3 separate regions of the Mus musculus genome follow, and all the other regions are linked to region 1. The links are chromatin loops, found by intact Hi-C in ENCODE. Cell type or tissue: gastrocnemius. All regions are shown on one strand.

Region 1 (8,000 bases):
ATTAAGTTTCAAAAAATCTGGGTGATAAATTACATTATATTTTTTTAACTCTCCATCACTTAGCTACAAAACAAGTAAAAAGGCAGTCAGGCGTGGTGGCGCACGCCTTTAATCCCAGCACTTGGGAGGCAGAGGCAGGAGGATTTCTGAGTTTGAGGCCAGCTTGGTCTACAAAGTGAGTTCCAGGACAGCAAAGGCTACACAGAGAAACCCTGTCTCGAAAAACCGTAAGTAAAAAGGCTTAATTTCTACCATTCACTTTAGAAACTCCAGGAGAAGAAAAAACAATGTGTTTGGAGGAAAGAAGGGGGTAATGAAAAAAACAGCAAAAGTCTTAATTTCATTGCTCCTGTTTCCTTTGTGTGCAATCAGAAATTTCAAAAATAAAGTCAATAAAAGAAAATAAAAAACCAAGCTAGTAACAAACCCCTGTGTCTAACTTACTTCAATAGAAAACACTGCATGAACACTTTTGTACCATAATTAAGATAAGGGTTGACAGCCATTGTTTTTAAAAACCTTCAATTACAAAAATAGGGGCCTATTTCTAGCACTTTGAAAATAGAGGCAGGCAGATCCCTGTAAGTTTGAAGAGGCCTGACCTACACATTAAGTTCCAGAGCAGCCAAGGCTACATACAGAGCAAGACCCTCCCTCCAAAACAAAAAACAAAAAAAACAAAACAAAAAACAAAAAAAACAAAAAACAATGTGTGTGTGTGTGTGTGTGTAAAATGTCTCCAAACTTAAATCCTAAATGACAGAAACATGTGAAGGAGAATAAAAATAGCCTGATGATTTAACAAGTCCCTTATTTACTCTTCAGTCTTCTGCATAGTTTGTAGAATAGCATAGCCTCAGAAAGATATTAGCAGCCAACTTTGAGGAGGCAGGAACAAAGACTTGTTAATCTGCACTCCTGAAGCCATCTCTATCTCCACCAGCCTTGATAGCTGGTTATTCCTATATTCTGCCCAGCTGTGGTTTTCTCTTTTGAGAAAGACTCGCTGTGCAACTCTAGTTGAGGCTGGCCTCAAGCTCACGACACTCCTCCCTGCCTCAGCTCCCAAGCGCTATAATCCCAGCTGATAAAATATCAGATCCAATTTAACTTAATTTTTGTATCTTTTAAAATACGTTCATTTGTAAAACACTGTTCTTGGCCCACAAGTATTAGAAGATAGAACTTTGTAATTTCTATTAAGGCTTATTTAGAACAATGTAAACTTTAGAGCTACAAGTGCAGAAAGCCCAAAGTTTACATACTAACAATCAGTCCAAAGAAAATACACCAACAAGCTTCACAGGTGAAGCAGGGCTTGGTTGAAAACACCTTAACATCAGCACTCAGAAAACAGGCAGAAGCCAGCCTGGTTTCCATGCAGAGCTCCAGGACAGCCAGGGCTACAACATAGTTAAGACCCAGCCAATAAATAAGTAAAAATAAAATTTACAGGTAAGTTAATTCTTCCAAGGAAATATAAATATATAGTTAGAACTGCATATAAAAACTTTAGCATCCGGCTGGCGAGATGGTTCAGCAGGTAAGAGCATTGACTGCTCTTCCGAAGGTCCTGAGTTCAAATCCCAGCAGCCAATCACCCATAATGAGATCCGATGCTCTCTTCTGGTGTGTCTGAAGACAGCTACAGTGTACTTATTTATAATAATAAATAAATGTTTGGGCCGGAGCGAGCAGAGGTCCTAAATTCAATACCCAACAACCCCATGAAGGCTCACAACCATCTGTACAGCTACAGTGTGTGTGTATTAAAATAAAATAAATAAATCTTTTTTTAAAAACCAACTTAGCATCCTAGGGGATGGAGCGCTGACTCAGTAATTAAGAGCACTTACTGCTCTTACAGAGGACCTAAGTTGGGTTCACAGCACCTACATGGTGGTTCACACCATCTATCACTCTAGTTCCAGGAGATCTGACATCCTCTTCTGACTTAAGTCAGATATAACCAGGCATAAAATGCAAGCAAAACACTCATACGCATAAGTCTAAATTTTTTTAAAAACAGCATCCTTTAAAGGTTACAATTTATAATTCCAAGATGTTATTTTTGTCCTAGAAAAGGTACTCAATGGTTACATTTCACATACATTTCACATACACGACTGTGATTCTAAGAGCAAATGGTATGCAGCTAATGTAATAACTTGAAAACAAATAATACAATACAACTGTATTTGAAATTTAACAAATAACAAAGACGAGGGGGAGGAGGTTAACCAGTCATTCCTAGCATAGTCAAATATATTCTTGCAGAAATCTAAGATAAGTTCAGGGCGTTTGCCTAACATTCGAAAGGGACATACAGAAATCCAATTTACCCCTGAGAAGAATAGAATGGAGGCGAGTCCTTGGCCTCAGCTTCTTCTCCACACCTAGAGGGTAACCTGGAGATCACAAACCCACTTAATCAACCCACTTTTAAGGAATGTTATTCAAATAACCATTTTCGAATGTTTTGGGATTGAACACTAAAATTTTAATTATATTTGTTCGTGTCCTAATCATGAATTTTTACCACTTGGCAAAAAGCAGCATACTTGGCAGATACTTAGCATTAAAATGTCTAACATACCAACATAACGATAAAGCCGGAAATCTATCATAGTCAAACGCCACAACGTTTTCCAACAAAACTTTCAGGAACAAATTGTACTTCATATTTCTCAACAGGGAAATACAAGCGAACACCCCAGCTACGTTCTAACAGTACAGTTTTCGGGCGATGAGCGCTAGCCAGAACACGTCTTGCACCTTCCGCCGGGTCCAAAACACCGGGGAGAGTCAGCAGTGGGTGGAGCGAGGGAGGCGGAGTCGTGAAATCAAGTCCAGACGACCACAGAGCGAAGCGATCCTCCCCAAGATTTCTTAAAGCCTTCTCTTGGGCACCAGAGGGGGAGGGCTGCTTTCCAAACAGCAAGACTCAACTAATCTCTCAGCCCAGGAGAAGCCGGAGATCAAGCCAAGCCAGGTAAACAGCCAAACCAGGCGACACAGGGAGTCCCCGCCTCTTCCTCCAGCGGAGACTCAAACCAAAACAACCCAACGGGTCCTCCCCGGCTCGCCGCGGCCTAGCGCGCCCGCCACCCGTCCCTGGCTTGTTAGACGCCGGGGCCAGCCGGGGCCAGCCGCGGCCTAGCACGCCCGCTCCCGCCACGCTTCCCACTCTACGGTCACCCCAAGCCCAAAACACGTCACAATCGCGGCCCGGGGGAAGCTCGTCCTTGGGAAAGAGAGCTTCGTCACCACGGAGACCGTTCCCAAAACTCGCCAGGCCCGGGTTCCAGGGCCGAGACGGAGCGCGAGCGCCGGTTACCTCGAAAGCACGCGGCCCGTCCGCAAACCTTACCGGTCAGGGCCTCCGCCCCGCACGCTACGCCGCGCCCCGAACCTCCGCGGCCACCACCACTGCCTCTCAGCGTAGACCGGCTACACCTTCTCTAAGCGGAGAGCCGGCGGTGCGTCACTTCCGCCCCAGGGAGGCTCGCTTCCGCCTCTGCTGCTGCGCATGCTCTGCGGCGACACGCCCCACTCGCTAGCTGTAAAGAGTCCTTTAGTGGTTTCCCTGACAGCTTTTTCCTCTGTGGCTTTTGGTCAGTGATGTAGTCACCTCAAAACACAGTCCGTTTGAAACAAATTAACTGACTTACCAGCGAAATGGGAAGGATCGCTCAGAGGCCAGGTGACCTGGGTCTTAAATATCAGTCTAAGCTAATACATGTTTCAATATATACAGAAGCCCCAAGAACTGTCATAGCTATCACGAATTGAACCATCATATTCCCGTGTTGCTATGAAACTAATGACATTTACCGTATCACCAGCGAAGAAAGCATAACATTAAACAGAACAATAATATACAAAACTCTAATTTCAAGTTCTTTCATTTTCCACACAATTCAAGTCCACATTGGCCTCCATAAGACAGGTTCTTAATATTTGCTGATTCATTTGTTTCTTATATATTGAAATTTTTTAAGTTGGGTGTCTGTGTGTTTGCTTGTTTGTTTGTTTAAATAGGGATCTCTTCATTCTGGTCCTCCAAAAGGAAAAATTACTGTTGAGAGACATAGGCTGTTGAAGCAAAAGTTAAGTTCGGCATTGTGGGTTTTAAAGAAATATTTATGATTAAGACGGTAGTGTATTCATGAGATAAGTAATATTCCAACACAAGATATGATGGATTTGAATAAAATACACTTGCTTCCATGAAGTTCCAATTCAAACTGCACATTTAACAGAGAAAGGTAAGCTATATAAGGCAAAAGTAATTTTAGAAATTTAAATTATTTTCACTTCCATATCACGATCAACCAAGTCTTCCTTTTGAGGTATTTCTTCCTGTGCTGCTCTAGAAAACAACCACAAGGGAAAGCAGGTCACAAAACCACAATGTCTATAATAATATAATGAAATTGAGATCTTTTGCGTTTCAGACACTTCATTTTAGTGCAACTATAGGGGAAAATGCCCTGGAGAGAGAGAAAGAGAGAGTGAGAGAGAGATGAACAGACAGACATCTCAGGGCATTTAACCACAAAGGGGCATTCTGTTGGTCAGGAGACACAGCTACCAAAATGCAGGGCAGGGTTTTAGTTTTTAACTTCATACAGAACCTCCTTACTGAGATTACTCAAGACCCCATGATTGCTCTCATGGCTGGCTGTGAGTTAAGGCATTCTACTGCTCCAGGGTGAAGACATCCTGTTACTTTTTTAACTAATTGATTTATTCACTTTACATTCCAATATTACATCTCCTCCCAGTCCCCTCTGCAGCTCCACCCCTCATCCCCTCTCCTTCTTCTCTGAGAAAGGGGAACCCCCCTGGGTATCCCACCACCCCTTACCCCCCCACACACACACACATCAGTCACTATAGGACTGGACGCTTACTCTCTCACTGAGGCCAGACAAGGCAGCCCAGTTAGGGGAACTGGATTCACAGACAGGCAACAAATTTGGAGACAGCCCCTACTCCAGTTGTTGGGGGACAGTATGAAGACCAAGCAAGCTGCAGGTCTGACAAACACATGCAGGGGGCCTAGGTCTGGTCCCACGCTCACTCTTCAGTTGGTGGTTCAGTCTCTGGAAGTCCCAGTGGTCCAGGTTAGTTGACGCTGTGGGTCTTCCTGCGGAGTCCCTACGCTCTCATTCTGTTATCTTTTAGACTTGGGCTTTATTAGGAACACTGTAATCAGGAATTTACAACGAAGCTGTACGAAGAGAAGCGGGCGGGGCTTGGGCTGTCTTAGGAAAACATCTAAGTAATCCATAGCATTAGAGCCTGCAACCTAGTATCAGTGGTCAGATATTAGCAGGCTTAAATCTTGAAAATGGACTTCTTCCACATAATTAGCAGTTTGTAAAACCAGGATTCAAAATTGCAGGCCTTTGATTACCATTTAAAAGAATGGGATCTGGGGCTGGCTGGGAGTATAGCTCAGTTGGTATAGTGATTGTCTAGAATTGCCCAGAATAAACAGGGTATGGTGGTGCATGCCTCTAATCCCAACACTCTGGAGGAGAGAGAGCAAAAGGATCAGAATTTTAAAGTCATCCTCAGCTACACAGTGAGCTCTAGGCTAGCCTGGCCTACATGTGATAAGAGTAATATCTCACTTTGAGCAGAGAGATGATATTCTGAACTGTAGAATGATCATAAGACTACTGTGTAGTCCAAGCTTTCTGCTAAAGAACAAAGACGTCTGCCGGGCAGTAGTGGCACACGCCTTTAATCCCAGCACTTGGGAGGCAGAGGCAGGTGGATTTCTGAGTTCGAGGCCAGCCTGGTCTACAGAGTGAGTTCCAGGACAGCCAGGGCTATACAGAGAAACCCTATCTTGAAAAAAAACCAAAGGAAAAAAAAAGAAAGAAAGAAAGAAAGAAAGAAAGAAAGAAAGGAAGGAAGGAAGGAAGGAAGGAAGGAAGGAAGAGAGAGAACAAAGACTTCTCTCACCCCCTTCCAATGGGCTGTCAGTCATCTGACCAGGATACCTCAGAAAAGCTCAGCAGGTAAGAGAGCTTGCCACTCTTGTAGAAGATGGGAGTTCTGTTCCCAGCACCCACATCCTGCAGCTCAAAGAGAACTGCGATCCTCGAGAAATGTGAGCACAGAAAGGAGTGGGGTTTATAAGCATGCTTTTATAGAAGGCACCTTTTCCTTCACATTGATAGTTATACATACCAGTTAAAATACATATATACTAGTTAGAAAAAAATCCGAATTGTAAGTCAACTCAGTTAATGAAATCAGAAAAACTGGGCTGGTGAGATGGCTCAGCCAGTAAGAGCACTGACTGCTCTTCTGAAGGTCCTGAGTTCAAATCCCAGCAACCACATGGTGGCTCACAACCACTCGTAATGAGATCTGACGCCCTCTTCTGGTGTGTCTGAAGACAGCTACAGTGTATTTATGTCCAATAATAAATAAATAAATCTTTGGGCCTGAGCAGACAGGGACTGAGCGAGCAGAGTTGACCAGGAGCAAGCAGGACCTATCGGAGTGAGCAGAGGTCCTAAAAATTCAATTTCCAACAACCACATGAAGGCTCACAACCATCTGTACAGCTACAATGTACTAAAAAAAAATAAAAAGAAAGAAAGAAGGAAAGAAAGAAAAAGAAATCAGAAAAACACTGTTCTAACACAAACCATAGTAAAACATGAATTTTCGGCAGATATTTTTATTTTTTATTTGTAATAGTTTCTTGGGGTTTTGGATCACATTTTTTCAATGAAGATCTTTATTTGGATTTTCACCTTGCTTCATTTCTTATGATAATGGTTCCTTGGGTTTCTAGACTGTATTTCTCCCCCCCAAAATAAATGCATATCCTCTTGATACTTAAATGGACTTTTAAGACAGTCTGTAAGAAGTGAAATACAGAATATCTGCCCGGTGGATCTCAGAATGTTTTGGAGTTTAAACAGGTATATTTTTATGTTACATGACATCCCATGGGGTCTGGAGCAGCAACCCAAAATCATAATTTTTATTTTTTAGGAAAAAGCATGACTAGTATGCTAATAATACATTAAACACACAGCAGTATCTCTTAAGTTCAAGACAGATTTTTCAGATCAGGTGAGGTCAAGTATAATAAGAAATGAGTCAGGTCAGGAAATTTAAGAGAATATTGTCACGAAATTTAAGAGAATACTTTATTTTTAATGCTTTTTGAAATCCCAAATAATGACTAAGGGCTGTAGCACTATTTAAAAACTAGTAAGAAGTAATTTACTGAGCAGCCCACAATACTTCTTGGGTAGTTTAACTTTGAAGAATTTATTTTTACAATTAATTTATTTAGATATTTTTATTTTGTCTTGCTATTTTGAAACAGAGTCTCACTGTTTAGCTTTGTCTGGCCTAGACTGTGCTAGGTAGACCAGGCTGGCCTCAAGATCTGCCTGCTGATCTTGTAGTGCTAGGATTAAAGCCATGCATCATCATACCCAGCTTGAAGAGTCTCCAAGTGGTTGTCCTGACCTACTGTGTACCGTTATCCTGGGGGTTGTTTGGGTTTTGTTTCATTTCATCGTGTGTGTGTGTATGTGTGTGTGTGTGCGTGCGCACGTGTGTGCATGTGTCTGTGTCTGTGTGCATGTGTGTGTGTGTGCATGTGTGTGTGTGTGCATGTCTGTGTGTGTGTGTGTGTGTGTGTGTGTGTGTGTGTGTGTAGGCATGCCACGTAGTACATGAAGGTCAGGGGACAACTTTGTGGAGCTGGTTCTCTCCTTCCAACTTTCTGTGAGTTCCAGGAATTAAACTCTGTCCTTGAATTTTCACAATAAGTGATTTTACCCACTGAGCCATCTTGTCATCCTCTGTCCCTTTGCTCCCCACTCCCAAAATAAGAACTTGGTCAGGAGTGGTACTGGTCTGTTATCCACAGTACTGAGAAGGTGGAGATCAATATGGCAGAGTCCATATTTCACAGCTGTATAGGCATTTGAAACATTAACAGGATTTGAAAA
Region 2 (8,000 bases), 130 kb after region 1:
TAGCCATTCATTATGTTCTTTTCTTAAGTTTTCCAATTTTAAAAAGTTGTTTATTAATGTTTTTGCATTTATGTATCTGTGCCTGCATGGGAGATCAGAAGAGAGTGTTGGGTCCCTTGAGGCTGGAGTAATAGGCAGTTGCAAGCCACCCAGTGTTGGTTCTGGGAATCAGTCCAGGCCTGCACAGGATCGGATCAACAAGCACTCCTAACCACGGAGCCATCTCTCTGGCCTCAGTGGTTGCTCTTCTAATACGAGTTGCTACTATCATGGTTAGACTTGAAGAACATAGCATTTCTGGTTTGTAGAACTAAGTGGAGCCTGTATCTGGGACTATGAAAGAATTAGGGATGCCTTTGGAATGCTGTACCTCTGAAATATAGTATCAGAGCTCTAAAGAGGTAGAGGGGGTTAATTAGATGCTTTAAAATCCGAAAATTGGTCCTTGTTGTGTACAGTACTTATTCTGTGCTGGCTTTTGGTTCTGAATGGGAAACCTGGGTTCTGACTGCTTCTGAAAGAATCAGAAAGGAAATGTTGAGATGGTTTGGAAATTAGGAGACTTCTGGTTTTGCTATTTTAAAGTAGAAAGAGTTACATAGGCAATAAATTCTGATCATAGAAGAGAGAGCAAAGTATTTAATTCCAGTGAGGAAGTGAGTTAGTCATAGTGAGTGGTTACTTACACTGAAAATCTGGAACTGGGTATGGTGACTCATGCCTGGAATCCCAAGTGTTCAGGAGGCTGAGGCAGTAGGACCACTAGCTAGTTCTGAGCCTGCCTGGGCTAAGCAGTGACATCAAAGCTATCCTGGGCTACAATAGTGAGATCTTGGGGGCAAGGAGAGAAAAGGGGGTGTGCTCTGACAGACTAGTTCAAAGACTAATCTTAGTTTATTGAGACTTCTCTGTCCATTATTAAGTGTTGAGAAGAAATATTTTAAAATATCCTAAATTATTCCTAATGGAAATATAAGCTTTTGTAATTTTTAAAGGTAATAAGAGAAATATAATTTACCACAATGGAAATAAACTTTGCCCTCTTTTGAGTATGTGGGTAGGAACATCCCATGCTGGTATAACCAGTTCATTAGATAAAAACACATCTTTTCAGTGTAGCCACATTACTTAATGTAGTCACAGTCCCACATTTTAAAATGTCACTTTGTAGGCTAGATACTTATTCCTACAGTGCAAATGGTAATAAATATACTTATGCCTTTAAATACATTTGAAATTTTTGCTTTCAATTTCAACTTACATAATTCTCTCTAAACTTTAGTCTCTGAAGAGTTAAAAGATGTTGACTTTTAAAGTTACTTAAATTTTAAATTACACACCTTTAATCCCAGCACTCAGGAGGCAGAGGCAGGTGGATCTCTGAGTTTGAGGCCAGCCTGATCTACAGAGTGAGTTCCAGGACAGCCAGGACTACACAGCGAAACTATGTCTCAAAGGGCACCACCTCTCAAAACAAACAAACAAACAAACCAAAACTAAAATTACTTAAAGATGAGCACTTGAAAAGCAGGTACCAAGCAGTTTGGGTTTAAGTTGAGCATAGAGGTACCATGCATTCCTCTCATTTGATCAAGACAGGGTAGAAACAAAGAATATAAGCTCTTGGGCTTATCATATATCATATGTAATTTAAAGGAATTTTATTATCCCTAGAAACAAAATTAGAGAGTTGTGAATTAGTGAAACTGTCTTAGCAAATAGAGTGATCTCATGGTATATTTTAAGATGCTGCATTCCAATTTATGATAAATTCCTTGCCTGGTGTAATTTCTTACCCATTTTCCAAGTTCACTTAGAAAGTGAAACAAACAGAAACCTGGCAGTAGCAGCAGCATTGATCCTCTAGTCCCTAGGTCTTTAAAACTCAAGTGTGACTGTGCAGTCAGCAGTGAACGGCTGTGACTGCTACAGTAAGGTTCTTGAACAGTCCTACTCCACTTACAGGCTTTGGGGAAATGAGGTCCAGATAGCCCTTTAAATAATGCTGGTTGTATAATGTTTGTATCATTTTGTGACTGGCAGACATTTATATAGGTCCTTTCTTTCCTAACTGCTGGACTTAGATTGTGGAAACTGTGAATGTGAAAATAAAGCTACTGATAAGCTCATCTTTTCCCCTTCTCAGTATATTTAAGTGTATAATTTTATAGTGACATTTTTTTGGGCCATTGTGGAGTCTCCCCTCAATTATCTTTTGACTGGAATAGAAATAGTTAAGTGACTTTGAAAACTTACTTCCCAAGTAATCTTCAGATCAGTGATTAGTTAGAGTGAATCATTAAAGGGAAACGAGAGAAACCTCAATTTAAGGAGTGAGGTGAGGTGTGTGTAGAGGGTTCATGTACAGGAGACAGTGCAGGGGAGAAAGGAGTTTAGAAAGGGAAGGAGCCAAGATGAACTTCATGTGGTAAAAAGTCTGTCCTTGTTTTAAAATTTAAAATTGGATATTAGTAAGTACTACTGCAGCTTTATTCTAATAATTCCATTTTTGTCATTAAAATTTAAGTCTCATATTTCTGGTAGTAAAACGACCTCAGTCAAATGTAGGAACTCTGCAGCTTGAACACCTCTCGTGTCTGATTAGAAGGTTTTGTATTGTAATTAATTTTCCTCTGAGCTCTGTGTGGAGAACAGGAACCCACTGCAGAGAGGTTAGAATACCGTGGAGTTTAGCTGCTCTGCTTTAATGATACAAGGGCTAGCAAAGCAAGAATAAATGAGGTACTTTTTGGGGAAGAAAAAAATGTGAACTGACTGTCAGTATGAGACGGGTTCTAGGAGCACTTAGCCAGCAGTTACAGGGCACACTTGAGTAATTGGATTTGCATAACAAGGCTTGCCGAAGAGATCTGACAGCATAGAGATTTGTCTAGCTGGAGAGCTCCAGATGGACGTGACCACGCAGCAGCTGGGCGGCACGTTGCTCAGCATGGACAGCACCGCCCAGACTGGCAGCTGGACCCTGGCGACTGCAGGGCTGTGGCAGGCCAGCTGGTGGCTTCTGACAGCCAGTGGCCCTGTTAGAGAGCCTTTTCATAATGGCCTGTCAGGGTACTGGACCTGCAGGGACTGGCAGGACAATGTCACAAGTCACCAGTGAGGGCTGTTGAGCTGAAGTCCCAGGGAAGTAGAGGTGCTCACTGTTGCAGCCACAAGGCTAGCACCTCCTGGTGTGATAGCTCCGTGTCCTAGGGAGACTGTGAGGATCAGTGGGACAGAAGTGGACACATCTTGTGATGCTTGTCTTCTGTCCTTGTATATTTGCAACAAAGGCATAGTGTTCATGAGAGAAAACATGTTTAAAGCATACCACACATAATACACATACATAGAACATGTACAGCATAAACTGTCACAAGGGTCATCAGTCCATTCAGGTGACTTTCCCCAACTCTGTGTCTAGGTGGATTCTATTTGTGTGGAGAAAATAAACCATCCATCTTCTCAGATTTGAATCAGCTTGGAAGAAGGCTAGCCTTGAGACTGCCATCAGTGAATTTTACATGTGTACTTCAGTTGAGAATTTTGCCATCTTATATAATTTTTCCTCTAAACTATCTGACAAAATACCATAACTTACTTTAAGAGAGGAAAACTGCTTAATAAAATGAAAGTTTTGCTAATCTAAGCCCCAAAGCTTTTGGTGTAACGAAATTCTAGTGAAACAGAAAAGCTCATATACTTCCTTAGACTGTCAGTAGCATTTCATCTGGCCCCCTTCTCTCTCTCTCTCTCTCTCTCTCTCTCTCTCTGTGTGTGTTCACTCTTTTTCTTGTATTTTATTTAGTCCTTATGTTAGCTCAGAGAATTAGACAGGGTGGCAGATAAAATATCTATTTTAATAGAATGAAATGGGGACATAAAGATGGCACATATGCATAGTTGCCTGGCTAGTTGTGAAACAGCCTACCTGCACTTGATGACACAGGGAGTGGTCCAAAAAACGCCACAACTTTTAAACCTTTAAATTGACAAAGGTGTGTGTGTGTGTGTGTGTCTGTATTAGCAAGGGCTGGGTAAATACATAAATTTATAGACAACTTTGGGAATGCAAAATATTTCAGCCAAATCAAAAAACAGTTTAACAGTATGTATCAAATGTATAGAAACACACAATTGACTTAGTAATTCTGTTTCTAACAAATTTATCACTACGTTAGGAATGCATATAAATATTTAAGTGATATGGATGAATTTTTAGCATTAAAACCCCAGGCCTCACATACACTGGGCAAGCTCTTTAACTGCTGTACTCTACTGTCCCTAACTCTGAGAATACTGGTTCATGATGTGCTGCTACCCATAGCCCTTCCTTTAGATGGACCATAAAGTCACAGCCGTTCTCCTCACAAGACAGTGAGCCTCGTGAAAGGAATAGTAGGCACTGCTGTCTCTAAGCATGAGTCAGGATGGCCATCTTGTAGGTTTTGTTGTTTGAGTCACGGTCATATGTAGCCCAGGATTGGGCTGTAGCTTGAGGTGATCTTGAACTTCTGACCCTCCTGCATCTCTCTCCCAAGTGCCGAGATTACAGGGGTGCAGTTCCGTTTATGTGGTGCTAGGGATCAGCCCCAGGGCCTTGTGCACACTAGACAGCCGTTCTATGAGCTGACCTGCGTTTCCAACCCCACGTTGTGTTCTTGGTTCAGATACAGTTTCATTTAAGAATATTCGCTGTAATTAAAATGGTATAAAAAGCGAATTGGGAAAATTAAATTTGCCTTCAATCTCAGAATTGACTGGGGTCATGCTAAAAAAAAAAGAATATTCGCAACAGAGGAGTAATCAGGGTTAGGGTTAGGGAATTATTTTATCAAATTTTGAGTTTGAATACATCTGCTCAGTGTTCTCTGTGATGAAACGACACATGTGCACCAAGGTCTTCCGCTACCATTGATACAGCGATGTAATTGCAAGCTAAACTGGAGGAAGTTTTTTTTTTCTTTTGGTAGAACATCATTTTACTTGTAAAAATGACAAATGAGATCTGATATAAAGACCTAGTAGAGCTTTTAATTCAAAGGGAAAAAATGTTGATATATTTCTTCTCAGTTGTAAAATCCAGTTTGTCCAAGTGAAAAATTATTTGAAACTCTTGTGTCTGACTGTGATTTTGAGAGCATCCTGAAATGTTTATGACCTGCTGGGAAGTGTAATTTAAAAACACAAGTTCCTCATACTGAGTAATAGGAATTTTTGAAGTTTTTATCTAACCCACCAACTTAATAAATTTCAAATGGTCATTATTTGGTTATTGTAAAGTAGACTGATTTTAATGTACCAGTACAGAAATCCCCTAGTAGTACTTTCAGATCCCATGTTGTAGCTAGCTCTGCAGAGACCAGTCAACAGATTTTGGTTTGCTGTCAAGGACGAATAGCCAGTGTTTGGAAAAGCTATTTAAGTGCTGCTCCCTCTTCTAATGTTGTCTGTGTTCCCTGTCTACTCACCCAGAGCACTCACACTTAACCTGCATTAAAAAATAACCCAACTGCCTTCCACTATGCCTGAGCTAAAGAGGGTTGTAGTTGTGAACTAGTGCTCTCCGTAAACATTTCTATTGTTGTGGTGTAACATTTTAAAAATAAAAACATGTGATCATATTTTAAGTAAAGGAAGAGAAATAGTCTAAATTTTCCTTAGTTTTAAATTCTAGTGTTATAAATTTTGACTGGATATGTATAACCCATGTGAACAAAGAGGCTTTGGGTTCCTCACTGGTAAATAGTAAAATGAAGGGGTCCCAAGACCAAAATATTAGGAAACATTGGTATAATTTGGTGATGACTTGGAAATAGCTCAAATGTCCAATAAGAAGGAAATAATTAATTTTCATTATGACTTAATATAAATAAATACTTGACATGGAAAAACTTGTTTTTGTGAAACAGGTCTCATGTGGCCTCAGCTGGTCTCAGACTCACTACGTACCCATGTCTGACATTAACCTAATTTTTTTTACTGTATTTTTTGTTAGGTTGTGAAAATAGGTTATAAGATTTGTTAATTCAACTTAAAATAATTATTGTAAATATATAATAGGCTTATGGTAATGTTAAGTGTTTTATACATAATTGGTGTACATAATTTTATAATATTAGTTTTCTGTGGCGAGGAAGGTAGAAAAAGGCATTGTAAGCCAGGCCTGGTGGCACATGCTTGTAACCCAGCACTTCAGAAGTAGAAGCAGGAAGATTGCGACAAATTCATGGCCAGCCTGGTACACATGGCAAAGTTCCAGGCCAGGCAGGGTACTTAGTAAGATCCTATTTCAAAAAAAATGTTCAAAAAATTTTTTAAGGGGGGGGGGGAAAGGGTGTGTGTGTGTGTGTGTGTGTGTGTTTAAGAGTAAGTGTGTCTAAACGCTTGCCTGGGCTTGATCTCTAGCACCGCAAAAGGCAAATGAATGAATGAATGAATGAATGAATGAATGAATATTCAGCTGCATCATTAGGTATCATTTCCTCCTGGCTTTTGACAATAATATTCTGTATTAGTTTTGTGACACTGGCTAGACTACTCAGTCTGATCCCTTTTTGTGCTGTTTTATAAACCAGGACAATGGTAGCTACCCTTCAGACTCATTGGTGGGTTAATTGAGGCCTCTAATACCATTCGTTATATATATTTTCCTCTGTCATCTCTTAGCTGTAAAACACTGTGTGAAAGTAATGAGTGTGTAACACTTGGTGGCTCAGAAGCTTTTTAAAGTCAGAATGGGAGACCTTTGAAAACATGGGGTATTTGAAGTTCACTTTACCATGGAGATAGAAGAGTTTTGTAGAATAATAGCTGTAATATAGAAAGGAAATGTCACTATATAAATAGAACTTTTTATAAATAAAGGTAAACAGCCAGGTGGTGGAGGTGCACCTTTAACACCAGCCCTCAGGAGGCAGAAGCAGTCAGTGTCTGAGTTCCAGGCCAGCCTGGTCTACAGAGTGAGTTTCAGGACAGCCAGAGCTACACAGAGAAACCCTGTCTCAAAACACCAGCAGATAGACAGGTAAATAGATAAATGTAAAGTAAACTAATATTTAACAGGCTTCAGTAAGTCTTAGACCAAGATCCTAGCTAAGGAGCGTTGGCAACTGATAGCTGCTGGAAGAAGGGAGAGTCTGTTTGCTTTAAGGGTGTGGCCCCTGGGAGGTAGACTATTCCAGGCCACAAATCCAAGACTGAATGAACATCGCAAATTGAAGGGTTTTGAAATCAAGGCTAGTTTGGGCTACATAGCAAGACAAACCAACCCCCACCCCCACCCCCACCCCCACCCCAGCAGCAGGACCAGCAGTTCGAGACCACCCTGGGTACATAAAAAAATAAAAAAAGAAATTTAACTCCAATATTATACAAAAGTAATGTGTAAATAAAGAGGTAATTACTTAATTTACTTCTGTTGACCATTGGGTAAGAACTTTATTCCTGTACGTCTTGCTTGTCTAGAAATCACAGTAAAAATGGAGTTTCAGAAATGAGCATAAGATTTCATTTATACACAGATTTCATGAATTATGAGTAGATAATATATTATGGAATAGTTACTATTAATAGTGGAGCTCCTGCTAGCTCATCATTTGTTCTGTTTATTATTATTATTATTTTTTTAGTTTGTGTGCACTCCATACTTGACACACACACAGAGATGGGAGGGAGTGCGGGGGGTGGTGGGGGAGAGGGGGAGAAAGCAAGCATGCACCTTTTGGCCAAACTTTACTTTTAAATACTTCAAGCCTATGTTTTCTGAAAAGAGGCTCCATGTAACTGCAAAACTGATCTTCCCAAGGCATTAGCTGGTTGTCTGGTGTTAGTGGGGAGACTTCAGACTTGCATTGCCTACTTGTTCCCACACGGAGCCGGGCTTTTGTGTTTTCTTTCGTCCTGTGTCTGACAGTAGTTAGTGCATTGCATTTGGTTTTAGTTTCTTCATTCGTCTTTAATCTAGAACAGTTCTGATGCTTCATCTGTTAAAAGAAACT
Region 3 (8,000 bases), 120 kb before region 1:
TTTCTTCGTGCTCCTTCCACTGACCGGGAGCTAGCCCATCCTGCCAAACACGTTGCCTTCCATGCCTTCCTTGGTCTCCCAGAGCTCACAACTGCTGCAGCGTTTTCCACTGTATAAACCTAGCCACTAAATCATGTCACTGTGGTATTAATTTCCTTCCCTAGGCTGAGGATATGCAAATACGCTAGGCTTAATCCTCATCACCTGTCCCCTGGCTGGGGCTGCCAGCAAGCAATGAGGGGGCAGCAGGCAGCAAGCAGAAGTGGAGGAAGGACCATAAATGTGGCGGCGCCAAGCCTGGGTTGGGCTGCCCTTCTTCAGCAGACCACATCTGCTGGAAAACCGCCATTCCTTCCTGGCTGCCTCAGCCTCCCAGTGGGAGATAAGCCGAGCTGGGGACCAGTCTGGCAGCCAGATTCCAGCCTGGACGAATGGTGTGTGGCTGACTTGGGATGTTTGGGATGGGTATGCTGAGCTACACCGCAGCAGCAGCTGCCCTCTTCTAACCCGGGCTGTTGACAGGTCCTGCTGAGAGCCCTTGTTCCTGAATTTAACAAATCTGGAAGCTCAACATTTTCATTTTGAGTTTTTATTTGGAAGTGTCATTTTATTGGAACCAAAATCTCTGGTCCGTTCCCCTGAGGACATACTGATCTTGTCTGAAGCACTGAATATCCTCTGGGTGAAGGTGCTGCCAGGCCCCAGGCTCCCAGCAAAACTGCAACCTTGCCCTCAGACCCCTGCCTCCTTGGTATCCTTGTAGTCTCTCAAGAAAGCCTGTTAAATGACCACAGCACCATGAAAGGATAGTTTAACACAGACATTTCTTCAGTTTCATTGTGGACTGCCTGGGTAAGAGTTCCTGTGTGTGAGATGTCTATCCACCTCTGTGAGTTGGCTAAAGCATGGGTCTCGTTATGATTCAAGAGGTTTATAAATGACCCTACACTGTATAACTTCACTACAAGGGAATATATGGGATAATGTTCCACATTGCAAGTGAATGCTTTCAGCTCATTGATGGAGTGCTTTCTTTGTGCCTGAGGCCCAAAGTTCAGTCCCCAGTACTGGAAGGAAAAAAATTAATGCTCTTAACTGTTAAGAAAACTAATTCAGTACCTTTTAATACTTATGCTGACTTAAAACTATTTGAAAGACAAGTCTCCTGAGAGACTCTCAGACTAGCTGTGGGGGCACGCAGCTGTAACCCCAGAAGTCTGGAGGGCCTTTAGCTCAACACCACCTGGGCTATAGCTATAGCAAGACTTGGTAGAAGAAAATGAACAAAAAGGTTATTTATTGATTGTTTGCTGATAGTCAAGCAGACTCCAAGGCTCACAGTGTGGCCTGGGGAGTGCCTCTCCATCAGAGCCACGGCCTTCCTTTGTTTTCTTGTCACTTTCTTGACATTTGCTCGTTTTTATCTCTTTTGATTTATGTGCATGCATATCGGTGAGTGTTGCGGCAGATGCGTGCAGAAGAAGGCTTTAGACCCCCTGGAGCTGGAGTTGCAGGCAGTTGTGAGCTGCCAGACACGGGTGCTGAACTCAGGTCCTCCTCCAGAGCTGTGGGTTCTCTTAACCCCAGAGATGTCTCTCCACCTCCCCACCGCCACAATTTTATCTTTACAAGTAGCTTTCTTTCAGCAATGTTTTATATCAACCCCATCTAAAATGTTTTAAAATCAATATAAAATGCCCTTTAAAAATCCATGCTAAGTTCCTTAAAACACTTGAGAGAGCCCCTGCATTTTCCTAAGTTGCCACTTCATGAGAATGAGACGTTGGCTGAGCAAGTCTCAGCTGTGCCCACACAGTTGACTTCTATTTTCTTCTTCTCCCTAACTAGCCTTCCTAAGCCCAGGCACCGTATAGTCTCTGAGGGATCAGTCAGAGCCTGTATTCTTCCAGACCTTAAGAACTGTTAGGACATCGACAATAAAAAACAAGTCAGTCCCCTAAAGCTCTGCCATGTCCTTTGAAGACAGAAATTTACATCCCGAACAAGCCAGCAAAGGAGGGTTTTCCTAAGGCTTTTTTTTGGGGGGGGGGAATAACCAGTGCCAGCCTGCCCTTAGGAAACATCCTTCCAGTGAGCTCTGCCTCTGGGCTCTAATAATCGTGATATCCCTCGCTTCCACTTCTGCTGATGAAAAGCCACGCTGGCAAGAGGCTGACAGGCTTGCGGCCTGCAGAGGGCGCTAGAATACCATATTTTCTGAGACAATCCTTCTAAAAATCAGAAACTGGGAAACTACAGAAGGGGGAAGGGCAAAGCCTGAGGCTTCTTAATGCTTCCAACAGTCAGACCGACTGCTTGCAGTCTGGTAAACAGGCTAGGAATTGTGGGCAAGGCCTTTCCCTGCGTTTTGCACCAAGTGTGAGATCAGATGACTCTGTCCGGACTCATTACTTTCATAGCCTAGAGCTAGTTCACACAGCAGCAGGAGTCCACCAAAAAGGCATTTAATTAATGAAATTGAAACTGGTACTTATAACTGCTGATTAGTAGTACTCAGGGTTTTTTTTTTTTAAGTATTTCAAGTAATTTATAAAGCACTTACATAAATAGAAAGCTTTAAATGCTGATATTCCATAAAAAGTAAATAAAAATATTTTTATGCATTAAGACTTAATTAAGTGTCATGATTTCATGTCACAGATTTAAAACAGGGCAGGTGAGACCTGCCAACATTACTACAGCTGCGTTTTACATGCGGAAAGTAATTAAAATGGTCGTTTATGTCTTTTTCCACTTACGGGTATTTAGAGTGCTTGGTATTACACCATGTATTTTCCCAGCAATCATATCGTGGCAGTGTATCTTAGCAGCCGATACGTTTGTTGTTGGTGGAAAGGTGAGGGGAACATTGGTCAGATGAGAAAGCTGTCCTGCACCACTGAGAATGACAAGGACTTCTTCCTGCGAGAGGCCCTTGTTTCTGTTCACATTGGCCTCTTTTTTCCGTATGAACAAAACTTAATTAATTTTCACAAGAACAGTTTTTCCTTCTATTGTCAGGAAGAAAAACAGCAGAAGGCAGAAACTTGCCTGCCCGGTCACGTGACCCCTGAGTATGTAGACCTCACCCTGTGTGAATGAGTCCTGTTTGAAGCTGGTCTGTTTCTCTTGTTTAGCTAGGAATGTGCTAACCTTAAATGGAAGGAAGACCCACCCTCAGGAAGTTGAGTGGCAGTTAGCAGTGGGAATAATGTCCTGAGTTCACACATCAGAGCTGAACTGCAATTCTCTGGATAGAACGGAAACAGATCTATCACTGTGTACTTATTTACTGCTGTTATTTATGTTAACAATCATAGTAGAATTATTACTTGATGAAGTTTTAACGATGTACATAATTTTGTGCCCCAAGAGGCATCAGCCACCACGAGAGGCTGAAGTCTCAAGATCAAGCCGAGGTCCCAGCACTTTAAAACATCCTGAGTGTAATGTACAGCAAGTGCTAGGTGAGTCCAGGGCACTTGTCATTCCTCCAGCACGGCTTAACGTCTTTTCAAGCATTCAGTCACACCTGTGAGTTGTCCCGTTGCTTGGATTGTGTGAGCAGCAGTTGAGGATTCCGAGGTCACACAGTTACATAGAGTGGGTAGGACAGCCTTCATAGTCGCTTAGCAATCACCTATTAGGAACAAGGAGTGAATTTTCCTCTCTGCCTCTCCTTAATAGCATTGTAACAACGGGGCCTATCTCTAGTGTTTCTGTTTGAACTAGTCAACTAGTGATTATTTACAAGCAACACAGATACAACTGGACCGCCAGCCGGCCACCTTCCTTTTCCAGCTGTAACCTCCTCGTACCTGTGCCCTGAGCTTGCGGTCCAGCCTGTGAGCAGGGCGACGCGTTGTCAGACAGTGAAGACAGCGTGGGCCACTCGTGTTCATGGGATGATTGACAGGCTTACTTTTTCACTTAATTTTGGAGAAATTAAGTCATTGTTCATTTTTAAACTCCTCACCAATTGGAGAATGAGCGAACTTACATTTTTTTTTAATCCCTCACTGAGGTTAGCTCCATAAAATGTCCAGCTTTCATTCCCATCCCTAACTCCCAGATCCAAAATATGCCCCCATGTTCAAACATTGTAATTCTGCAAAATATAATTTTCAAGCCTGCACCAACGAGGTGGTCTCCCCCCCCCCCACCTTGGTTAGCATTTAAAATTGCTTGCCTGTGTTTCAGTGCCACTTCCTTCACTTATGGAGCAGCTGTCCTGGAGTCAGCTCTGTAGCTTCAGAAATCCCAGCTCTGTGTGCCTGAGAAAGAGGAGTCTGAGGCAGAGGGCTGGCCAAAGGACCTTCCGGGGGCAGAGAGCTGGCCAGAGGACTTTATGGGGGCCATGTTTAGACTGTTCGCACTAATGAAACCTGAACCAGGCTCAAGCACTCCTTCCCAGCAGTCTCTGCCATTCCTCACAGTTCACAGCACATCAGTGCAAACCACCAGATGCCACGGTCAATCCCACTGGCTGTATTCTGCCCCTGAAGTTATCGCCATTCTGCTTCGAGGTTCTACTCCTTAGCTATTTTTTTAAAACTACAGCGAACAGGTAATCTATAGTCAATTCATACAGAAAAATGGGAATTTGCATTGTTGGCAAAAATCGCCACAGCTCTTCTCAATGGAATAGCCAGGCAGCTGCTGGCAAGTCTGTCCTCAGATCCCACCGCTCTGGGCAGCAGCACATGCTCAGTGTTACTTGGCGAGTCAGTAACACAGTGTGCATGTGCTGTAGCATATGGGCCGCGCCATTCCTCCTCTGCGTACGCTGCTGACAGCCCTCCTGTGCTGACGATACTGTAGAGATGCCGGCCACATGACCTCTGCCCTTCAGAAGTGAAGTACTGTTAACATGTATAGGAAAACAGAAGTGACTGAGTGCTGAATTCTGTGGCTGTCTTGGGTTGGAATTGGTGCTCACACACGGAGGGAAGTGTTGCTAGTGTGCAGATAAAAATATTACTTGATCCAGAAAGTAAAGAATCACTAGGATTTTTTATTATTTAACTAAACGTGAAGAAGAAACCCTAGCCTTAGTTCAGATGCATTTGCCAATATTGCAGTAGCAAATCATAGCTAGATCTCCATGAGAAGCATTTGGTGACTGTTCCTCACGCGCCCCAGAGCTCACTGGAAGGTGTCCCACTCATTGTAGCCACTCAAGAACCTTGCATGTGCCTGGAGGTGGTAGCACATGTCTTTAGGAAGGATAAAATACTTGGTATACCATTAGTAAAAACAGCTTATACCCTGGCAATCATGACCAAAAAGTCCTACTGTGTGGGGATCCTGAAACAGTCTTCTCAGATTCCACTACTGCTTAGAAGACACCTTGGGGCTTCCCACCACTGAGTGCCCTGTGTCGTAGTGAAATGTCTGCCAAGAGCTGGTTTGTTGCTGCATTGCTACTTTCTGTCCTGAACTCTCTGTCCCTTGAAGTCTCTGAAAGCTGTGTGTGTGTTCAGGCCACAAATCTTGAATAATTTGAGCTCACTGGTATCCATGTCACCCTTTAGCCAATATTCTGCAGGTATAAGTCTGTATTGGTGACCTTCTTTGCAGCTAATGTATCCTAGCTTTGAAACAAAATGTCTCCTCCTCCTTGCTTGCCTGCCACAGGACTCAGGAGATGCTATCCTGTGGAGATAGTCTCAAATCAGTGCTAGCCTGTTATACTTGAAGACCCCTGTTGCTGTACAAGTTGGATTGGTTTGGTTTGGTTATTAGCTCATTGCTTTCCCACGCCTGTTACAATTCACTGTCAGAGTATTTAGGTGAAAGTATTCTTTGCTAGAAAGTGCTCCGGATTCAGAAAGAGCATTTCAAACACTCACATTTCTTTTTCTTTTTTTTTCTTGTTTTTTTGAGACAGGGTTTCTCTGTGTAGCCCTGGCTGTCCTGGCACTCACTTTGTAGACCAGGCTGGCCTCGAACTCAGAAATCCGCCTGCCTCTGCCTCCCGAGTGCTGGGATTAAAGGCGTGTGCCACCACGCCCAGCTTTCTTTTTTTTTTTAATTAGGTATTTTCTTCATTTATATTTCCAATGCTATCCCAAAAGTCCCTCATACCCTCCCCCACCCACTCCCACTTCTTGGCCCTGGCATTCCCCTGTACTGAGGCATATAAAGTTTGCAAGACCAATGGGCCTCTCTTCCCAATGATGGCCGACTAGGCCATCTTCTGATACATATGCAGCTAGAGTCAAGAGCTCCTGGGTACTGGTTAGTTCATATTGTTGTTCCACCTATATATAGGATTGCAGATCCCTTTAGCTCCTTGGGTACTTTCTCTAGCTCCTCCATTGGGGGCCCTGTGAGCCATCCAGTAGCTGACTGTGAGCATCCACTTCTGTGTTTGCTAAGCCCAAGAATAGCCCCACAAGAGACAGCTATATCAGGGTCCTTTCAGCAAAATCTTGCTAGTGTATGCAATGGTGTCAGCGTTTGGAGGCTGATTATGGGATGGATCCCCGGGTATGGCAGTCTCTAGATGGTCCATCCTTTCATCTCAGCTCCAAATTTTGTCTCTGTAACTCCTTCCATGGGTGTTTTGTTCCCAGTTCTAAGAAGGGGCAAAGTGTCCACACTTTGGTCTTCGTTCTTCTTGAGTTTCATGTGTTTTGCAAATTGTATCTTATATCTTGGATATTCTAAGTTTCTGGGCTAATATCCACTTATTAGTGAGTACATATCATGTGAGTTCTTTTGTGATTGGGTTACCTCACTCAGGATGATGCCCTCCAGGTCCATCCATTTGCCTAGGAATTTCATAAATTCATTCTTTTTAATAGCTGAGTAGTACTCCATTGTGTAAATGTACCACATTTTCTGTATCCATTCCTCTGTTGAGGGGCATCTGGATTCTTTCCAGCTTCTGGCTATTATAAATAAGGCTGCTATGAATGTAGTGGAGCATGTGTTGCCACCAACAGATTGGAAAAGGATTTTTACCTATCCTAAATCAGATAGGGGACTAATATCCAAATATATATAAAAAACTCAGGAAGGTGGACTCAAAATCAATTAACCCCATTAGAGAATGGGGCTCAGAGCTAAACAAAGAATTCTCACCTGAGGAATACCGAATAGCTGAGAAGCACCTGAAAAAATGTTCAGCATCCTTAATCATCAGGGAAATGCAAATCAGAACAACCCTGAGATTCCACTTCACACCAGTCAGAATGGCTAAGATCAAAAACTCAGGTGACAGCAGATGCTGGCGAGGATGTGGAGAAAGAGGAACACTCCTCCATTGTTGGTGGGATTGCAAGCTTGTACAACCACCCTGGAAATCAGTCTGGCGGTTCCTCAGAAAATTGGACATAGTACTACCAGAGGATCCCGCAATACCTCTCCTGGGCATATATCCAGAAGATGTTCCAACACTCACATTTCTTGTCTGGAGCTTCTTCCCTGCCTTCCCTGGCCTGGAATAAGAAAGCTTCCTTATTACTCTAAGTCCCTCCCCCGAGCCTCCATCCACAGGGTGTGAATCAGTGAAGCCCTCAGACAGGTGACAGGACAGTATAGTAAGGAGCAGATGAGCCTGAAGAGCTAGATGATACCATTCAAAGGGCACCAAACCCTTAGCATATTTTAAGAGAAGACATATAAAACACCAAAGGGCCCCCTGTGCTGACCTAAAAATCATTATACCCCCTACACACACACACGCACGCACACGCACACGCACCCCTGCCTTCCTCAGGCAGAGTCGCTTCTTTCCATCCTAGTCATTAGAATGAGGATTCTTTGCTTCCTAAGATTACATTGGCTATAGTCCCCTCACCCAGTGCAGCAGCCTGGGGTGCATCTCACTCTATCATCCCTTGCACCCTAAGTTCCCTTGGTTTATTTTAAAGCTCCATTCTTTCAAACATGATCATCTCTGCTCAGTTGGTTGGCTTTGGTTTTGATGTTTTGTTTTCTGTCAGATGCTTAAGATTGGACCAAGGCCCCTTGAACTGTTCTCACAGAGCCGA

The links. Hi-C counts contacts between places; a loop is a spot of excess contacts. Peaks named below come from ENCODE experiments on the same cell type or tissue, not always from the same donor. Only the 100,000 strongest peaks of a DNase experiment are listed, where the experiment ranks them.
Region 2: it touches region 1 in a loop (2.2-fold over the local background); 2 of 42 quality-filtered maps call a loop at or near these places.
Region 3: it touches region 1 in a loop (2.8-fold over the local background); 11 of 42 quality-filtered maps call a loop at or near these places.

What each region holds. Positions count from the first base shown.
Region 1 is chr6:52,709,226-52,717,225 of GRCm38, reverse strand. It overlaps Tax1bp1 (Tax1 (human T cell leukemia virus type I) binding protein 1), which reads right to left and starts at 3,497. Exons shown (of 18, transcript NM_025816.3): 1 at 3,371-3,497. In gastrocnemius, no CTCF peak of the experiment used is centred here; DNase peaks (open chromatin) are centred at 2,879 and 3,491; H3K4me3 peaks cover 2,274 bases; H3K27ac peaks cover 2,758 bases.
Region 2 is chr6:52,579,496-52,587,495 of GRCm38, reverse strand. All of the region lies in intron 4 of Hibadh (3-hydroxyisobutyrate dehydrogenase), which reads left to right. Gm33047 (a long non-coding RNA gene) reads left to right here and starts at 7,683. Exons shown (of 2, transcript XR_377679.3): 1 at 7,683-8,000. In gastrocnemius, a CTCF peak has its summit at 3,016; a DNase peak (open chromatin) is centred at 2,970; H3K27ac peaks cover 391 bases.
Region 3 is chr6:52,833,131-52,841,130 of GRCm38, reverse strand. The region is part of intron 2 of Jazf1 (JAZF zinc finger 1); the gene reads left to right. Among named protein-coding and RNA genes, the nearest start is that of Gm52903, 29 kb to the left of the region's middle. In gastrocnemius, no CTCF peak of the experiment used is centred here; DNase peaks (open chromatin) are centred at 1,502, 2,227, 4,420, 4,727 and 1 more place; H3K4me3 peaks cover 1,158 bases; H3K27ac peaks cover 2,540 bases.